2 separate regions of the Homo sapiens genome follow, and region 2 is linked to region 1. A link is a loop called in an ENCODE intact Hi-C map of the cell type or tissue named here. Cell type or tissue: heart right ventricle. All regions are shown on one strand. Each heading gives the region's core, and the rest is flanking DNA. Links, peaks and the distances in the headings are about the cores only. Region 1 overlaps ARHGAP11A-SCG5 (ARHGAP11A-SCG5 readthrough). Region 2 overlaps GREM1 (gremlin 1, DAN family BMP antagonist).

Evidence for each region. Hi-C counts contacts between places; a loop is a spot of excess contacts. Peaks named below come from ENCODE experiments on the same cell type or tissue, not always from the same donor. Only the 100,000 strongest peaks of a DNase experiment are listed, where the experiment ranks them.
Region 2: it touches region 1 in a loop (5-fold over the local background); 4 of 110 quality-filtered maps call a loop at or near these places.

The regions. Positions count from the first base shown.
Region 1 is chr15:32,678,952-32,688,968 of GRCh38, reverse strand. ARHGAP11A-SCG5 (ARHGAP11A-SCG5 readthrough) reads right to left here. Exons shown (of 14, transcript NM_001368319.1): 11 at 9,054-9,203; 12 at 4,300-4,409. SCG5 (secretogranin V) reads right to left here. Exons shown (of 6, transcript NM_001144757.3): 3 at 9,054-9,203; 4 at 4,300-4,412. It overlaps LOC105370756 (a long non-coding RNA gene), which reads left to right. Exons shown (of 2, transcript XR_932083.3): 2 at 1,624-2,107. Among named protein-coding and RNA genes, the nearest start is that of SCG5-AS1, 11 kb to the right of the region's middle. In heart right ventricle, for the core only: no CTCF peak of the experiment used is centred there; a DNase peak (open chromatin) is centred at 4,673; H3K27me3 peaks cover 474 bases.
Region 2 is chr15:32,739,878-32,749,894 of GRCh38, reverse strand. It overlaps GREM1 (gremlin 1, DAN family BMP antagonist), which reads right to left. Exons shown (of 2, transcript NM_013372.7): 2 at 4,789-10,017. Among named protein-coding and RNA genes, the nearest start is that of GREM1-AS1, 26 kb to the right of the region's middle. In heart right ventricle, for the core only: no CTCF peak of the experiment used is centred there; no DNase peak of the experiment used is centred there.

The sequences.
Region 1 (10,017 bases), core at 901-8,900:
TTTTTTTTTTGAGACGGAGTCTTGCTCTTTTGCCCAGGCCGGACTGCAGTGGCACTATCTCGGCTCGCTGCAAGCTCCGCCTCCTGGGTTCACGCCATTCTCCTGCCTCAGCCTCCCAAGTAGCTGGGACTACAGGCACCCGCCACCGCGCCCGGCTAATTTTTTTGTATTTTTAGTAGAGACGGGGTTTCACTGTGTTAGCCAGGATGGTCTCGATCTCCTGACCTCATGATCCGCCTGCCTCGGCCTCCCAAAGTGCTGGGATTACAGGTGTGAGCCACTGTGCCCGGCCTATTAATTTCTAAGGGAATTTTACACCAGAGAAACCTGGAGGGCAGCACCTTAACAAAGTGAACACTGCCAGTCATGAGACAAACTTCCCTGACATCATGTGCTTGCTGATGTAAAATACTAAGTAGGACATAAAATACTAAGCAGGTCTAATCACATGGAAACCTGAGTCAAATCCACATTGAAGAGCATTCAACTCATCAAACATGTTAAGGTCAGGAATGACAAAGCAAGTCAGGGAGGGGTCTGGTCCCTCATATCCCCGTGGCTCAGGCTCTGGCTGTGATCAGCTACTGATGAAAAGGTGTGAAAGCATTTGGAAAGGAAAAATATTTGCTTTTTGAGACAACTTTTTCTTAAGTAAATAACACTCAGCAGTTAATGTGTAAAGGGGGAGTGGGTAGCTGGCATGTACAGGAGCCAGCCATTGGTGTGGTCACCACTGGTGTAGTCACACACATTGTCTGGAAGGCAGCCAGCCCTCGGTAGGACTCAATAGGACTACCACACAGGACAGGTTAGGAGCAATGAGCCATGAAAAGATAGGGAATGTATTCAGCTTGTAAAGTACTCTGGAGTCAGATGATGGGGTTCAAATCCCAGCTCTGTGGGCTGAGCAGGCTCCTCAGCTCCCCAAGCCTGCATTTTCTCATCTGGAAAGTGAGAATGACAAGGATGGGCAGATTGAATAAGATTACTGAGTATTTAGAAAGGAGTCTGGCATATAGTATGTGGTCAATAAATATTACTATTTACTATTGTATTATATAGTATTATGTATTATGTAATACAATTACTATTATCATTCATCTTTGTATTCCCATTACCTAACACGGGGCCCGGAAGGCATATGATGTGTCGTTAATAAATGTGTCTTGATGCACTAACGAAGAGAGAAATGCAGGAAACAAGACAGACACTGAAATGTGTAATATGTGAATCACTGTTAAAGATGCAGCTCAGCTCCAGCTACTGTCAAAAACAAGGAAGCGTTATTAGCAGATAAGGAAGCAGGGTCTTTGTGCTGTTCTATCATGAAAGATGATGACTCTGTTAACTTAAAGGATGGCTGGGCTGAAGACAAGCTTGAGACTGTCATTCCATATAAGCACTGAGGAAGGTTTGTGGTTCCCAGTTTAGAAAAGCAAGACATACTCAATTCCCACTTCCATGTGAAAACCAAGGAAACAATGTTTTACTGGTAGGTAGTAATGAGAAAATAAACAAGGAGACCTAAGTTTAAGTAAACACATAATTGCAGATGATAAAAGGTATCTAAACATTGTTCCTGGTCATTGATCTCTAATATTTTCCTTTTACATTTGATCCTAGATTCTAGTCTTTAGCTCTAATGTGGACAAAGAATAGGAAACACTGAGAGAAACTCAAGTCAGTGTTTCGAGAAGGAAGCACAGAGAATGAAGGACCGTGGTTGGCCTCATACTGGGGCACTGGAAGTGAGTGGAATTTGATGAGAGAAATCTGTGAAGATTTTCAAGAAGAGATGAAGAGAGCTGAAAAGAGATGTTTTCATCCCTCCCACCTCATCATGCCACCAACTGGGCTCCTTGCCTTCACTCACACCTTGACTCAGTCTCCCTCCTTTCTTTCTCTCATTCCTAGCCTACTGGTGAAGCTGAAGACTTTCCCACCTGAAACTTCAGTGCTGCCCTCCTTAGTGCCTTTGACTTCCTCTGTGGCTACTACCCCAATCAGCCACACCAGTCCTCAGTTCTGGATCTTCCTCTACCCTTGTCTTCCATCTTCCCTAATAATTGCCCCTGGCCCTCAGAATACAGACGAAACATGAAGTGGAGCGGTGCTAAGTTGGGTTCATTTCATTTTCATGCAATTCATCTCAACCGTGGGACTATAAGCTCTCTGAAGACCAGCACCATGTCCTGATGACTCCTGCATACTGAGCATCTAGCACAGTGCCTGGAACACAGCAGGCTCAATGTGTTCTCTTTGTGCCTTATCGAACCTGGCTTTTGCTTCTGTTTGGCAATGCTTCGATCACCTCTTGTGGATCTCTTCCCAGTACTCCTCCGCAATCTACTCTTTCCCTCACTCTCTCTTCTCTTTTTTATGTCCTTCCTCCCTCTATTCCTCTCTTTTCTTTCTTTCTAAAATGCATTCAAAGAAAAAGTTCATATTGTCCATTTCATATGAACCTGACATATCTCTTCTTTCTTCTTCATGTTATATTTATTCCGTATACCAATTCTAGTTAGTTTTTCCCCCTTTAAAATGTCTTGGATTCTCACCCTTCTTCACGGTGTTCACAGTCATCATAACTGAAATGACTCCCCATATTTTCTTCCTGTCTAGGGTTAGTCTCTTCTCCTTTTACTTCATCCTTTAATATGCCATCAAAATAACTTCTTTTATAGAAGGCTTTTATTATTTCAGTCTCCTATTCGAGAACCTATAGATGTTTTTCTATTTAATTCAACATGTTTAAGCTCTACTACTAGGCTTGAAAGTGGCTCCACAAACCAATTCTTCCAAACAGAACTGTTTATGAAAAAGAAGGAAATGGAATAATGCAAATTGGAAGAAGCAAAATTAACTTAGGAATGTTGTTGCTTTGTTGTTTTAAGACAGGAAATGTGTGTATGTTGAAGACAGAGGGAACTGACAATGCATGTTAAAGCAAGACGCTGAAAAAAATAAAAGTGGTCATTAATGAAGATTTCTCTAAAACAATGTAGGAGGAAAGGAGGGAGTTTAGTTTTGAAATTTCAGTGTTCCCAGTAAAGCAGTAAGCAAGGCCATCTGCCAATAATGAGCTAAGAAGAGATGAGGACTTTAGAAGGGCTGAGGGAGTTGGAATATTTGCTCATTCACTCACTCATTCATTCCACAGACGTACTGGCCACCTACTGTTACATGTGAAGGAACACTCCTAGGTATTTCCCCACTTTTCTCCCATGGCTTCAGCATCTGGCCCAACCACAGAAACACAGACATATCCCCACTCAGTTCTGATCTTGTTTGGCTCATTGTTCTAGTCTGCTGGGATCTTCTTGAATCCCAACTCTGTCATCTGATGGTATCTCTTCCAACTTCATGTCATCCTCTGGGAATCTGATAAGTACAAGTTCTATATTATTACAAACATTGATAAAAATGTGGAGTGGGGTAGTGCTAAGACACACAGAATACCATGTGAAATCTCCCTCCCTATTTACATGGACTCTTTAACAAGCCCCATTTTGGTGACATTCTGTTGCCTAGGCTGTATCTTTCCACCTCTTCCAATAGGGGAACATAAAACGATCTTGTCAAATGCTTTGCAAAAGTCCAAATGCACCATGCCCACTGCATTTCCCTCATCAAGCTGGCAAATAAATGAATAATGCTGGCAAATGGAAGAATATAATTAGATTGGCAAGACTTGTTTTTAGCACACTGATGCCAAATGGTCATGATTTATCTTTCCAAGTGCTTATAAACAACTCCCTTAACTGACAGCTATATGCACTTACCTAGGACTGACAGCAATCTCACTGCTACACATCACGGAATATTTTTTCTCTTTCTATAAAGCAGAATTATATATATCTGTTTCTAAGCTCTGGCATCTTTATTCCCTTGATTCTGCAGAGATCATCTCCCTTAGTTTAGAGATCACATTTGCAAATTTTCTGTGTCAATTAAAAAAAATCATATCCTTTGATAAAACCCTATAGAGATGCATGAAACACTGGTGAAATTTAGGATGTGTATGACACAGGCTGTGAAGCAGACCAGAGTAGAAGACTCTGGAGACTATGGTCAATGTTAGGTTGCTGTCTCTTTAGTTGGATTTGGTATAGTGCTGCCTGGACACATAAGTGTGGTTTTGAGTAGTCATGACTTGAAGCTCTGTCAACCAGAGATTTCTGAAAAATTAGCTTCTAAATAATTTTTCTTCTCTCCTTCTGCCCATATTGCTCATCCCTGCCATCAGCACCTTCAGAGTACCAAAGTGCAAAATCTACTAACAATTGAGATAGGACTTACCCACTTGCCCAAGCCTGGATAGTCATGTTCCGGATCAAAGAGATGCTGGTGCAACTGGAACTCTCGACTGAACTCTGCAGTGTCAGGGGTGTTTTCTAGACATCCATCATCTGCTGCAAACAGCCAAAGGTTTTTGAGGAACGGCCAAGACATTCATCATTATTCTAAGAGTTAATTTATCAAAAACAACTAGGCAGCCAAAGGTCAGAATCTGTTCACATCAGTAGTAACTTAGAACACTAGCAGCCACCTTCCCTCTAGGATCCAGTTAGATAGGATTACTCATCTCAAACTCCCACTCCTGTGCAGAGACTCACTGGCTGTTCACCAAACCCACTTCCCTTTCCTCCTTAGCACCCAGCTAGACTAATTTCCCAGCCTTGCTTTGCAATCACGTGGAGTCATTTGCCTGAGTGGAGGCCAACAGAATGTGGGCACAAGTAATGTATTCCATTCCCAGGCCTGGAATTGAAATACATCACCTAAAAGCATAAAAACCTCTCATACCATGCTCCACTTCTCCTCATTCCCCACCCCCATCTCCTGGTCAGCTTGTTACATGTTGCCAGGGCAACTGTGGGGGTCAAGTGTAAAGATGGCAGTCTGGGGTGCCGAACCATCCACCGCACTACAGCCTCACGCGCCTCTGGCAGGACTTCACACGGGTGAAAAATAAACTTCTATTGCGTTGAGCCATACAATGTTTTTATTTGTTACAAGAGCAAGTGTTTCCTTAGGTAACATACTTCTGTTGCACATGACCCACTCTGTTTTCTCCTGAGCAAGCAGTTTAGAAACTACTTTGGCTTCTTGGAGAAAGTACATTACACAACAACAACAATCTCCACACAGCACTTGATGTTGTGTTTTATTGTGATAACAGCTTAAGCTTTGGAGTCAGACAAGAGCAGAGCTCAAGGATCAAATCCCAGCTCCTAAGATATAGATAGGCTTAGTTCCTTTGGAAAGTTAACTTGGTCTCTCCAAGTTTGTTCATGTATGTGTGAGATGCAAATAATCAAATACTTACCTACGGGATTGCTGTGAGGAATAGAGATGATTACATTTAGAACACCCGGCACATAATAGGTTTGCAATATGTTTTAGTTCCCTTCCCATTATCTCCCTTTGACTGACAGTTTATACTATGACTGCCCTTTGAAATCAAGCAAGTTTTCCATTGAAACCAAAGAAAGAAGGCTATCTCTCTCAGATGCTGCTTTTATGTAAATTCTATTATTACTAGGCATGATGCTCTAAAAATGAGTCATTTTTCCCATGTCTAATATATTTTAGACAACAGCAATAAAAAGGGGGACAGAGGAGGGATTGTGAATTTTGTGCAGGGTTAGGGGGAAGAAGGAGGGTCTCATTTGAAAGACATAATGAGACATCAAAGTCAATGCTGAAAGGGGGGCCATTTACAATTAGCCAGGTTGTCTAGTTCTTGACACTGCTCTTAAGCTTTCAGTACACAGTCTCTCAGCTCTTAGCAGTATACAGCTAGTGTGGAAGTCATCAGCATTCTGAACAAATCCCTAATGCGGCTCTCCACTTTTCAGTGAGCTATTTATCTAACTTACACAATATATAGCAATTAACATGTAGGAAAATATACCAATTCAAGAGAGTTCAGGCAATCTGCATATGGCACCTTTATAACCTTTCATAATTGTTTCTGGTGTACCTCTGAGTGGGCCCTGACTGAGATGCAGATAAAGCCTGCTCTGGGAACCGAAGGTGTCTCCGGGCTTAAAAATGTGCCCTAGAATTCACATCCTATCTCTGAGGCTGAGATGGACTCTTTGAGCTCTGCTGCTCTATCCAGGGTGAGTGGGCCATGATTCAGAGGACAGCATGGCATGAAAGGAGAAATCAAGGTTTTATTCTTGGATTGCTCAACTGTGCTGTGTTGTGTCATAATTCAAGCAATTCCTCACAAATAATGGCTAAATTTAGCAAGCGATTTCATTCTTGGAATGCAGATTGTGGCAGAACAAAGAATGAGGGAATATGTTAGTTTCATGGAAGAACAGCAAAGGAAATGGCAGACAACCTGTGACAAGAAAGTGTCTGGATTTGGGATTTTGTCCAATTCTACCAGGCCAGCTTGATTGCTGTCCTCTCAGAGCTCCTAAGTGCACAGACTAGAGCTTGATTCCACAGGTCTGTATGATTTTGTGTTTTTATTGTTTTTGTTTTCAGACAAGCTAGAACTACACTGTATGCTCTTTGGAGGCATTGCCTATGTCTTCCTTCCATAGGTGAAGACATTAAGGCTCAAGAAAGTGAAAGTGGCATACTACAGTCAACACTAGAGGTCAGATCTCTTGGCTCAAACTCTGGACCTCTTTCCATTCTCCTATAATATTCTCTAAGTTCAGTGTGCACTAGAACCATGAGGAGGACTGGTTGCAACAAATTCCTGGGTCCCACCCCCAGAATCTTCTGATTCAATAGGTTGAATCAGGGTAGGGACTGAGAAGTTGCATTTTTAGCAAGTTTTCAGGTGCTGCTGCTGCTGGTGGTCCTGGAATCACACTTTAAGAACCACTGCACTGTACCACATCCAATGGACTTAACAATGGAGACTGTCGCTCTCTAAACTCTGAACTAGTCTTTCTTCCTACCCATCCAAAACCCTACAAACAAGTAGAAGGTGGCTGAAATGATTAGAGCCAGGCAGGGATTCAGGTTTTCCTGCCTTCCTGGCCCAGCAGCCACACATTGGCTTGGTCACATCCAACTACTTTGGTTGTTCTGCCTCAAGATGGAAGCTTTGTGCCCCACGGAAAACAGAGGCCTCATCCTAAATGAAAGGAGGAGCATATTTTCTAAGACAGTCTCTTTCAGAGACAGCCTGCATTGTGTTTAAGAAAAGCTGATGTCAGACTAGTTATGGGTATCATAAGAAAAAAAAGTCTCGGTGTGGTAGCTCACACCCATAATCCCAGCACCTTGGAAGGCCAAGGTGGGAGGATCGTTTGAGCTCTGAAGTTTGAGTTTAGCCTGGGCAACATAATGAGACCCCACCTCTACAAAAAATTTAAAAATTAGCTGGGCATGGTGGCACACACCTGTTGTCCCAGCTACTTGGAAGGCTGAGGCACAGAATTACTATAATTGTGCCACTACACTCCCACCTGGGCAACAAAGTAAGACCCTATCTCAAAAAAAAAAAAAAGAAAAAGAAAAAGAAAAAAAGTTGAGTAGTCAATGTTATCACAATTTTCAGAGCAAGGCAGTATGTCCTGGTGGTTGAGTACACAGTCCTTAATCAGGTAGACTTGGGTTTGAGTCTTGGTTCAGCTACTTGTTACCTGGATAACCTTATGCAAGCTACTCTCTAAGCTTCTGTTTTCTTAATATAAAGTAGAAATAATATTAGATTGGTGCAAAAGTATTGCAGTTTTTCCTATTGAAAGCAATAGTAAAAAGTGCAATTACTTTTGCACCAACCTGATAAATACCAACTATTATTATTATTAGGCTTGCAGGAAAAGACTACTCTGGTGCTAGAAGCTAACACAAGCCCAAGGTAAGAGGTGCATTATTTACTAGGGGCAGCAAAGCTAATTATAATCAGGATGACATTTAAAGAGTCCTTACTCTGTGCTAGGTGCTGTGCTAAAATGCTTTACATGGATAATTTTATTTAATTCCCACAATGACCTCCATTTTGCAAATAAGGAAATTGAGGTACGAAGTGGTTAATTAACTTGTTTAAGGTCACACAGGTTGACCTGGAGTTTGAACTCAGGTAGTCAGAGTCTAGAGCCACTACTCTTAACCACCAAGGTCAGCTGCTCAAAGCCGGATGTAAGTGAAGCCCACTCACCATTCTCTATGGCATTAGTGGGTAGGAAAGTGGGTGGGATGCATGAACAACATGGAAAATTTCAACCTTCTTCCTTAACCAGCTTCTTCCTGAACCTCTTCTCTCCCATGCCACCTCCTGGCCCCCAAATAAACAGGATTTTAGGATAGATGCTAACTCGGTGTTGATGCATGACACTGTTAGAATGTTGACTGTCATGATCAACGAGGAGAACAAACAGGCATGGATAATCCACAAACTAACTAGTTCCAAAGACATTAAAACTCAGCAGAAGTTGTATCATGGAAAAGGAAAAAAAAGTGTTTCCCCTTTCATTAAAAGAGTAGCAAGTGCAGGCCGGGCGCAGTGGCTCACGACTGTAATCCCAGCACTTTGGGAGGCCGAGGAGGGTGGATCATGAGGTCAGGAGATTGAGACCATCCTGGCTAACACGCTGAATCCCCGTCTCTACTAAAAATACAAAAAAAAATTAGCCAGGAGTGGTGGCAGGCGCCTGTAGTCCCAGGTACTCGGGAGGCTGAGGCAGGAGAATGGCATGAACCTGGGAGGCGGAGCGTGCAGTGCACCAAGATCACACCACTGCACTCCAGCCTGGGTGACACAGCGAGACTTTGTCTCAAAAAAAAAAAAAAAAAAAGAGTAGCAAGTGCAGAAAAGTGCATCAATTCCCAAAGAAGGGGAGACACAGAAAGAAAGTAAAGCCTTGGCAAGGGAAAATCCTATGTGGGTGTGTCTGAACACAGAGCTCATATAAAAATTCTAGAATAAATTTCCCCTTCCCATCTACTTACAAATACACATGGGCTCATCAGAATGGAAATAACAATTTCTGGGAATATTTGTAGCTGATGTTAGAATTTCTGATTTCCTTCCAAAGCCCCAACTTTTCATGGGAACCCAAAGGCATATCTGTTACCTGTTTTTCCAACAGGACAGGGATTTGGAGGGTCTGGGTACCCCTGATCCTCACTAAAGTCCTTAGGAATGTTGTCTCCAGTCAACTCTGCCACGATGTTGGGGATGTTGCCAAAAGGACCCAAATGCTGAAGTCCTTCATGAGCTCCACCTGCGAGGGAATCAGAAGTAGTTCATTGCAGTGCAATTCAATTAATTTCAACCAATATTTATTCAGGCATATCACACAGGAAAAGCCCTGTGCCTTCTGCTGTGGGGAGAGAAAAATAAATGAAATGGTTCTTGCCCTCTAGGGGTTTAGAAATTTAGTTGCAGAAACAGACACATACTGTACACATATTATTTCCATACAAGGCAAACTGTATATTATCCTGTAAAAGAAATGTTAATACAGCATCACAAGAGCATGGGAAAGGGGCCAGGCCTGGTGGCTCATGCCTGTCATTGCAGCACTTTGCGAAGCCGAGGTAGGCGAATCACCTGAGGTCTAAGTGCAAGACCAGCCTGGCCAACATAATGAAACCCCGGCTCTACTAAAAAACAAAAATACAAAAACTAGCCAGGCATGGTGGCAGGTGCCTGTAATCCCAGCTACTCAAGAGGCTGAGGCAGGAGAATCACTTGAACCCGAGAAGTGGAGGTTGCAGTGAGCCAAGATCATGCCACTGCACTCCAGCCTGAGCGACAGAGCAAAACTCTGTCTCAAAAAAAGAAAAAAAAAAAGAGCATGGGAAAGGGAGAGTTCCATTTGGCTGATGGGATGGGAGGGCTTCTTGGAAAAGCTGGAAACTAAGTGGCATCAACACAGATGGGTAGGGCTCTGGAAGCTGGGCGTGGAGCTTGGGCAGGACTTGGGTCAAGAAAGGAAGGCAATTGCCATCCAGAAATACAGGCTGAAAGCACATTATGAAAAAAGATAAGGTCACTGTTATCCTGCTATTTTAGCTCAACCACTTAAAATTTGG
Region 2 (10,017 bases), core at 824-8,823, 61 kb before region 1:
TTTGGGAGGCCAAGATGGGCGGATCACCTGAGGTCAGGAGTTCGAGACCAGCCTGGCCGACATGGTGAAACCCTAACTATACAACTAAAAATACAAAAATTAGCCAGGTGTGGTGACAAGCGCCTGTAATCCCAGCTACTCGGGAGGCTGAGGCAGGAGAATCTCCTGAACCCAGGAAGTGGAGTTTGCAGTGAGCTGAGATCGCGCCACTGCACTCCAGCCTGGGTGAGAAGAACAAAACTACGTCTCAAAAAAAAAAGAGAGAGAGAGAGAGATAGAAGATGTCAGGAGATCTGAGTCACAGTATTGCCTTTGTCTCCAACCAGTCACAAGGCTTTCCAGTACTCGTGGACCCCTTGGGCTCGGCTTCTTCATCCTAAAGTATGAAGGACAGTGCTGCCCTGGCTCCCTTACAGTGCGGTTATTTGGCTCCAATAACATTCTGTTTGTAGAAGGACTTTTTAATTTAATAGAATGTTAGGCCAATCTGAGTTTACCTACTCTTCCAGAAGAGAAAATAGATGAAGAGAAGCCATGATTTACTCAAGGTCACATAGCTGCAGTGAAAACATGATGTATTGAGACTTGAACCCTTTCTCCTGCTACGGAACTGGTGTTCTCTAGAGCAGGCTCACATCTTGGGGCAATTGTCCGTGGTTTGATCCACTTGAGGGCAAAATCGTGGCCAAATGTTTTTACAGATTCAGTTGAATGCCTCATCAGTAGTATTCACTGAAGATTAATTAAAGGAGACTGGCACAGTGGCTCATACCCTTAATCCCAGCACTTTGGGAGAGCGAGGCAAGTGGATCGCTTGAGGCCAAGAGTTCGAGACCAGCCTAGCCAACATGGTGAAACCCCCATCTCTACTAAAAATACACAAATTAGCTGGGCGTAGTGGTGTGCACCTGTAATCCCAGCTACTCAGGAGGCTCAGGCAGGAGAATTGCTTGAACCCTGGAGATTGAGGTTGCCGTGAGCTGAGATCACACCATTGCACTCTAGACTGGGTGACAGAGTAAGACTCTGTTGCAGACAAAAAAAGGAGATTTCCAAATGCCATTTACCTTCTGTCAATGGGATGAGATTGGGTTCAGATATTTGCATCTTCACCATCAACAGAATGAATGAAATCAAACTCTTGGCCTCGTCATCTGATTGCCCGACACAGGCTGCATCAACAAGGACAGGAATAAAACTTTAACTGGGATGAAAGTCATAGAGGACTTAGAGAAGGAAGACATTCTGATTTGGTGTATTTCATTTAAATCAGATTCTTCTGCTTTACTGCTTTGCTAATAGGGTTGTTCTGCGAGGATTTTTTTTCACATATCTGGCTGGGACTTGGAGCGGGAAACTTCATTTTGAAGAACTGGAAAAAAAAAATCCTGCCCCCAAGTAAGCCAACTTTGTTTCCTTACAGAGAAATGTGCATGAGACTTTGCCTAGCACTTCTCATAAGCTACTGGTATTTTTTTGGCTTCCATTGAACCATCCCAGTTGCCTATATATAGCCCTGTCTTGTGTAAAGAATTTAAAAAGCATTAGAATGCAGAAATCAAAGAGACAATAAATTTAAAACCAATCTTATTGTCTGCAGCCTAAAGTGTTATTCAGATCAAAGGGGAGGGGACATCTGGCTTCTGGCTTGCTACAAAAGGCAGATCATGTTACCTACCAATTGCTGAATTCATCCACTCTCATTTTTGGTGTCTAGAGAACATGGCTTTTTCAGCTCCCACTTGAGGCATATTGGGTGAATCAGCCAAACCTCCCGACACTCTCAAAAAGAAACAAGCTCTACAGGATCACATAAAAATGTACTGATGAGTTTGTTCCTGTGCCTCTTTGGTCATCTGTGAGTGCTTCAAGAACCCAAAGCCACGGCCATGTTGTCGTCACATGGCCCCGTCCACTGACCCCTCCTGTATAGGCCCATCCCCCAAAGCTAGAACTTTCTGGTTTGCAAAGCTAACTTAGTTGAGGAGACACATCCGTGTTAGATTATTTGACTCTGTTTTTGCCCAAATCACAATGTGAGACTGAGTCACCAAATACGTAGTTGAAAACTTGTGTGCTTCCTTTCTCCCATTTTGGTTATAAAAACATAGATTTGTCTTACCATACATTTTTTTCTAATGGAAGCTTTGAAAGCAAGGTCAATTGTGCTCTTCGACTAGGAATTTGCTTAATGTCTGTATAAATTGTATACATGGCTGGGCACGGTGGCTCACACCTGTAGTCCTGGCCCTTTGGAAGGCCAAGATGGGCGGATCACCTGAGGTCAGGAGTTCGAGACCAAACTGGCCAACATGGTGAAACCCCATCTCTGCTAAAAATACAAAAATTAACTGGGCACCATGGGAGGCACCTGTAATCCCAGCTACTTGGGAGGCTGAGGCAGGAGAATCACTTGAACCTGGGAGGCAGAGTTTGCAGTGAGCCGAGATCGCGCCATTGCACTCCAGCCTGGGTGACAGAGCAAGACTCTGTCTCAAAACAAACAAACGAACAAAAATATAGACATGATTCAATTTAAAGGCCTTTCTTAATATCCACAACCAGAAACAGCGCACATGGCTCTGACTTCATTTGTTATAATGAACAAATCGCAAAAACGCAGGATAGGATTATTTTTTCAGACTGTTTCAGAGACAGCAATCAAAGAAGGAAGCGCCACAATTAACAATATTTTCCAATTACTCAGTACTTCCTCATTACAACGCTCACTAATTCCTCACTCCAAAAAGTCTAGAAAGGAATGCAGACAATGGCAATATGGATTCTGTATTTAGAATATCACATAGAGCTCTTGGCAGCATTCTTTGACTACTGACATGGTTCACTCATTCTCCAATATAGTGGATAAGGTTTCTATTAAAGGGCTTCACAAATTGCTATGCTGCTCAGTCCCACTTGTATATTTCCCTTCCATTGCAATTTCCTTCTACTGATTTTGGTTCTCTACTTGCCTAGGGACCTTCTGGAAACTTACAAAACAAATCAAAATTGTCTCTTTACTTACTACCTCAGCCTTTTCCTCTCCTCACCTATTTTCACCTACCTTAATCTTTCAGGGAAAACTTTCACTGCCAGCCAAAAGTTAAAAAAAGAAAAATCACCAAGAGATTTTGCATCATCCTAGACTGATCGTCTTCTCCAAAAGACATGATTCTCTTCCACAATCTTAATTCATTATTCACTAAGCATACCCTTTATTGCTGATGAAAGACTTTCATTCACAAATACAAGGAATCTCAGGTGAGAGGTAAAAATTAGTGAGGAGATCTTAATTTGATTGCAAGACAGGTTTCAGGGTAGAAGAATATTTTAGAGTCTTCAGTTCCTGGAGGGAGTTGGAATTGAGATTTTTCCATCTAGTATTTCATCACCACTAATGGCTCGTTACTTCTATTTTGAGAATAGTGTCCAGCTTCCCTTGAGTCATGGGTGAGAATTTGGTATGGATGTGGCATTCAATTGTTAACAGTGTGTCTGGAAAGGAGGTGACTAGTTAAAATGTTTAATAAAATACAAAAGAATAGACCAGCAGGGAATAAAATAGCTCTTCCAGTCTTCCTTCCAACAACTGGAACGGCAAGTTTTCGGTGTCAAGTATCAGGGCAAGAAATCCAAATAAAATATTCTTTAACACCCACCTCTATTCTGTTCCCTTTTTCCTTGACAAACAGAGCCTCTCTCTGGAGCTCAATGCCACATTCCATAAACTTTTCTGTATGCCTTCCTGCTCTCAAAAAAAAGCCAGAAGTGGGGTTGTACATATCCTCACTACTAACTACTAAAAGAAAAACTTAATGATTTTCTTAATGAGGGTGTTAACATAAAATAACCTGTGGCTCTGAAAAGACTCAAGAATGCCCCCAACCAGGCTCTGCTCATTATATCTGTGTATTTATGGTAGATACAATAGCAAAAATGTTTTGTATTCCTCCATTAGAGAGCCGGGATTTTATTTTGACAGACATATAATTCTTCTCAGATTTCTAAAAAGTGGGCCTTTTTTCTACCCCTGCCCTCTTCCATCCTTCCATAAAGTGTAATCAATAAAGCCAAATTTTGGCAGAAGAGAAAGAAAGTGAAAAGCAGAAATGAATGTCTAATAATTGAAAGCATCATGGACTCCATTATGGTTTATGGCCTTGTTCTAGGGGTCGGATGAGCACACTGTAAAGAATGTGGCACTAAATTTATTAGCATGGTTATCATCTTTCAGACAAGACATAAAGCTGAGGGGACCCACTTCTTCCATCACCTGCCATCACTATAGATCCCATGGCACCTTCTATAAGAAGAGTCGAGTTATCCTGGCCCAGATCCAGATTCAACTATTTGATGACTTATATTTCCTTTGTAGTATGCCTGGGAGACATTATGGGCTCTTCTTCTTTGAAACTCTGTCACTACCATAAGCACAGCCAAAATGGCTCCAGCGAAAGGATGTAAGAGAAAAATTCTCACATCCTAGCATGTGGATCAAGTGAACAGATTGAACAGTGTGGCCTGAAGTACGAAGCTGAGCCATGCCTGGTCTGACCCACTCCACCATGACTGCTCACGTATATCAAAAATCCTAGATTGTGAATGGGCTACATCAATGCTATACAAATTATGGGTTTTCTGAACTCCACGCATTATATCCTTCTCTCAAAAAAGTTTTGAAAAGAAAAGACAGGTAAGTTGTATTTTCTGACTTGCCCTTATTATCTTGAGACTTAATCCCCAAACATTCTCCTAAAGTATTTAAAAGAAAGCAAATCACTCATGAGGCATTAGGCAAATCATTTTATTTATCTAATTTCAGCTTGTTTACCACTAAAATAGGGGTCATTTAAATATCTATCTTGCCTTTCTCTCAAAATTAATGAGAACCAAACAAAATGATGTGTGTCAAAGTACATTTTGTTCTTATTTTAAAGCAATCTACGAAATCAAGTTTTTAACAAGTAACAAAGCAGACAATGCCAGGATTGGAGATGTGGAGAGTGAATGGGAGGAAACGGGAATGAATAGTGCAACAGCTCCTTCTGTGGCACAGAGCATTCATTTCTGTCTACAAAATGGAGCTCCGGATCTGCTGGAAGATAAGTTATCTCTGCTATATGCTAAGGTCCTGCCTCTACAGAACCAGTTTGGGTGCTTGATTGTACAGATGCAGGATAACACTGCATTGTTATCCTGCATCTGTACAATGTACAAAGAGAGTAACATTGTTTTGCTTGAGTTAAGTGACGATTTATGAATTCACTAGATTAAAAGCAATAAACAATAATATCTGAAACTTTCTTTTTTTTTTTTTTTTTTGAAGCTGAGTCTCACTCTGTCGCCCAGGCTGGAGCGCAGTGGCGTGATCTCGGCTCACTGCAAGCTCCGTCTCCCGGGTTCACGCCATTCCCCTGCCTCAGCCTCCCGAGTAGCTGGGACTTCAGGCACCTGCCACCACACCCGGCTAATTTTTTGTATTTTTAGTAGAGATAAGGTTTCACCGTGTTAGCCAGGATGGTCTCGATCTCCTGACCACGTGATCCGCCTGCCTCGGCCTCCCAAAGTCTGGGATTAACAGGTGTGAGCCACCGCGCCCAGCCCTGTCTGAAACTTTCTTAATGACTCAGATGTAGATACTGGTTAGGGCACTTTGGTTGCAAGTGATAGAAACCCAATAGAAGCTAAGCCAAAAATGGAATTTATTGATTCATGTAACTGAGAGTGTAATTAAAAAAAAAGGCCACAGATTTTTGGGTGCTTCTCCATTCAAGAGGTGAAGCCCAAATACCCTCATCTTAGATGTGGGCAAATTTAGTGACTTGCTCTAACAAATAAGATAAAGCAAAAGTAAAGGTTTGTAACTTTGGAGAGTAAGTCATGAAAGGCACTGTGCTGTCATGGCTGTCAATCCTTGCTGTCTCTTGGATTAGTCACTCTAGAGGAAGCCAGTTACTAAGTCGTGAAGAGAGGTTCACATGGTGAGGAACTGAGGAACTTGCTAATACGGTTCCTAAAAATCCTTGCAGAACTGCTAATAGGGTTGTTCTGCAAGGATTGTTTTTCACATATCTGGCTGGGACTTGGAGCGGGAAACTTCATTTTGAAGAACAACTGGGAAAAAAAAAAATCCTGCCCCCAAGTAAGCCAGCTTTGTTTCCTTACAGAGAAATGTGCATGAGGCTTTGCCTAGCACATTTGGCCTCCAACCAACAGCCACGTGAGTACACCACATTGAAAGTGCGTCTCCAGCCCCAGGCAAGCCTTTAGATAATTGCAGCCCCCTACTGACACCTTGCCTACACACTCACCAGAGATTCTGACCCAGAACCACCCAGATTAGTCACTCCTATATCTATATCAGAAATGCATGAGATAATAGATGTTTGTTGTTTTAAGCTACTAAATTTTGGCATAATTTGTTACCAAGCAATATATAAGTACTATAGGATACTTCAAAAGTTGGCTTGACTTCAGACATGGCTCAATCCAAGAAAAAAATTCATCAGGATATCCTCTTCCCTTTACAGCTCTGATTTTCTGTGAATGGAGGCTTCATCCTTCAGATAGTTTCATCCATATACCTGGGAAAGGTGGCTGCCAGCAGATATTGGCCTACAGGCTTATTATATATAACTTGTCATCCTAGAGAAAGAAAAAAATCTTTCTTCCAGCCTCTATATTCAAATCTTAAGGAATATATTATGGGCTTTCTTTGAGCTTCAAGTCCATTTCTAAAACCAATCATGGTGGCCAAATGGAATGAGCATTCTGATTTGCCAAAGTGGTCTCATGTCACCCCGTGTCTTCTGTTCCATAGATTGCCTTTTCATTCAGTTGGTCGTTTGCTGTGCAGAAACATTTTAATTTGAGGTAGTCCCATTTGTCTATTTTTGTTTTTATTACCTGTGCTTTTGTTGTTATGTACATGAAATCATTGCCAAGGGCAATGTCATGAAACTTTCTCTTCTGTTTACTTCTAGGAGTTTTACTGTTTCAAGTCTTACATTTAAATAATCCATTTTGAGTTGATTTTTGGTATAAGATAGGGTCCAATTTTATTCTTTTGCATGTGGATATTCAGTTTTCCCAACACCATTTGTTGAAGAGATTATCATTTCTCCCACTGAGTATGCTTGGCACCATTGCCAAATGTCAGTTGACTGTATATTCACGGATTTGTTGCTGAGCTCTCTATTCTGTTCTATTGGTCTGTGTGTTTGTCTTTATGCTGGTAACATACTGTTTTGATTACTGTACCTTTGCAGGATATTTTGAAATCAGGAAGTATAATGCCTCCAGCTTTGTTCTTCTTTTTCAAGATTGATTTGTTTATTCATTGTCTTTTGTGGCTTCAGATGAATTTTAGAATTATTCTATTTCTGTAAATAAAAATGCCACTGGGATTTTTGATGGGGATTGCATGAATCTATAGATCACTTTGGGTAATATGGGCATTTTAAGAATATTAAGTCTTACAACCCATGAATACATGATGACTAAATCATGAAGAAATACAAAGACTGGACAGACCTATGACTAGCGTAAAGATTGAACAAGTAATCAAAAAACTCCCAGTAAAGAAAATCCCAGGACCAAATAATTTCACTAGTGAATTCAACCAAACATTTAACAAAACTAATGCCAATTATTCTCAAACTCTTCCAAAAAAATCAAAGAAGAGAGAACACTTTCTAACTTATTTTATGAAGCCAGAATTACCTTTATACTAAAGCCGGACAAAGACACCACAAGAAAAGAAAATTACAGCCCAATATCCTTGATGAATATATAGATGCAAAAATCCTCAACAAAATACTGGCAAACCAAATTTAACATTATATTAAAAGGATCAAAGACTATGACAAAGTGGGATTTATTCCTAGGATGCAAGTATGCTTCAAGATATGAAAATTAGTTAATGTGATAATCCATTAACAGAATAAAGGATAAAAATTACATAATCATTTGATGGATGTAAAAAAGGTTTTGACAAAATTTAACACACTTTCATGAGAAAAACATTCAATAAACTAAGAATAGAGGAAAAGTACCTCAACCTAATAAAGGTCATATATATTTTTAAAAACCCATAACTAACATTATACCGAATAATGGAAAACTGAAATGTTTTTCTTTAAGACCAGAAACAAGGCATACATGCCCACTCTCATCACTTCTATTCAATTTAGTGCTGGAAGTCCTAGCTAAAGCAATTAGGCAAGAAAAATAAATAAAAGACGCTCACGTTGAAAACAAAGGGTAAAATTGTTGCTGTTTGCAGATGACATAATCTTATACATAGAAAACCCTAAAGACTCCATCAAAAAACTGTTAGAACTAATAAATTCAGTAAAGTTGGAGGATACAAAATCAACATACAAAAATCAATGGCATTTCTATACCAACGATGAACTATCTTAAACAAAAATTAGGAAAACAATGCTATTTGTAATAGCAGCAAAAAAAAAAAAGACCCTGGAATAAACTAAGAAAGTGAAAGGTCTGCATACTGAAGACTACAGTACTTTGATCTGTTACTGTTCCCCAATATCATAAAAACAAGGCTTAGATACTGTTTACTAAAGGATTTTATTATCTCCTATATTTATAGCTGAAATCACTTTCTCTGTTCTGTTCCCCTTATTTGTCACTAAACAATGTAGCATGAATCTGTTGGAATGAGCTTCCTTGCCTTCCAGACCATTCACTTTAAATATATCAATCCTCACCCCTTAAGTATAGACATTTATTACTACACCACAGTGAACAAAAAACATTAAATGTGGAAAAGGCTTTTAAGTAGATATTTGTTATTTTTGACTCCTTGTATCTCTTTTCCTTACAACTATTTTTTTTCAACTACTTTCCCCCTATCCCATGTGGTGCCATCCAGTCTTCTTATCACCATGCTTTTCATCTCCTGTTTCCTTTCTAGGCACAGGGGTAACATGAGACCACACTGGCAAATCAGAATGCTCATTCCGTTTGGCCACCATGATTGATTTTAGAAATGAACTTGAAACTCAAGCTAAGTCCATAAGAATTTTCCTTAAGATTTGAATATGGAGGCTGGGAGAAAGATATTTTTCTTTCTCTAGGATGACAACTTATAATATGCCTGTAGGCTTTGGGATCACTTTTTTATGACCTTTGGGCTTCTTGGATCAGAATGTTCATTTTCTTCCTCATATTTGGGAAGTGTTCAGCCATTATTTCTTTGAATACGTTCTCAGTTCTTTTCTCTCTTTTATTCTGTGATGCCAATAATGAGTATATTGTTCAGCTTGATGTTGCCCATAAGACCCTTGGGCTTTTTTTCACTCTTTTTCATTTTAATTTCTCCTCTAACTGAATTATTTCCAATGACCTGTCTTCAAGTTCATTGATTCTTTCTTCTGATTAATCTTGTCTCCTGTTGATGTCCTGTCATAAATTTTTTCAGTTCAGTTGTTGTGTTCTTCAGTTCCATTTCTTTTTGGTACTTTTAAATATACTCTATCTCTTTGTCAAAATTCTTAACTTTTTTCATGCATTGTTCTCTTGACTCTGGTGAGAATCTTTATGAGAGCTATTCTGAATTCTCTGTCAGGTAAATCACATAAGTTTATTTCATTAGCTCAGTTTCCAGAGATTTATCTTGTTCTTTGGTTTGGAACATCTTCGTATGATTATTCATTTTCCTTGACTCTTTGTGTTGGTGTCTGCACATTAGACAAAGCAGTCACCTGTCCCAGTCCTCACAGCTGGGCCTCAGAGGAGAAGACCCCCACCAATAAGTCTGCCCAGTGATTTGGGGGCCTTTAACAAATCATTCCTTCTCCAGGGAAATGTAGGTAGCCATGATTTTTGTCCTGTCTGTGCTGAGCCAGGAGGTGAGGCAGTAGAGGGCAGGGTGCCATGTCATCTACTGGTCTAAACCTCTGTCTCTGTCCTTCCCCAGGTAGCTAGATAGTACCAATTCTGTCAGAGCTCCAAGACTGACAAGATAGAAGCCAGTCCTCTGGGAATCTCCTC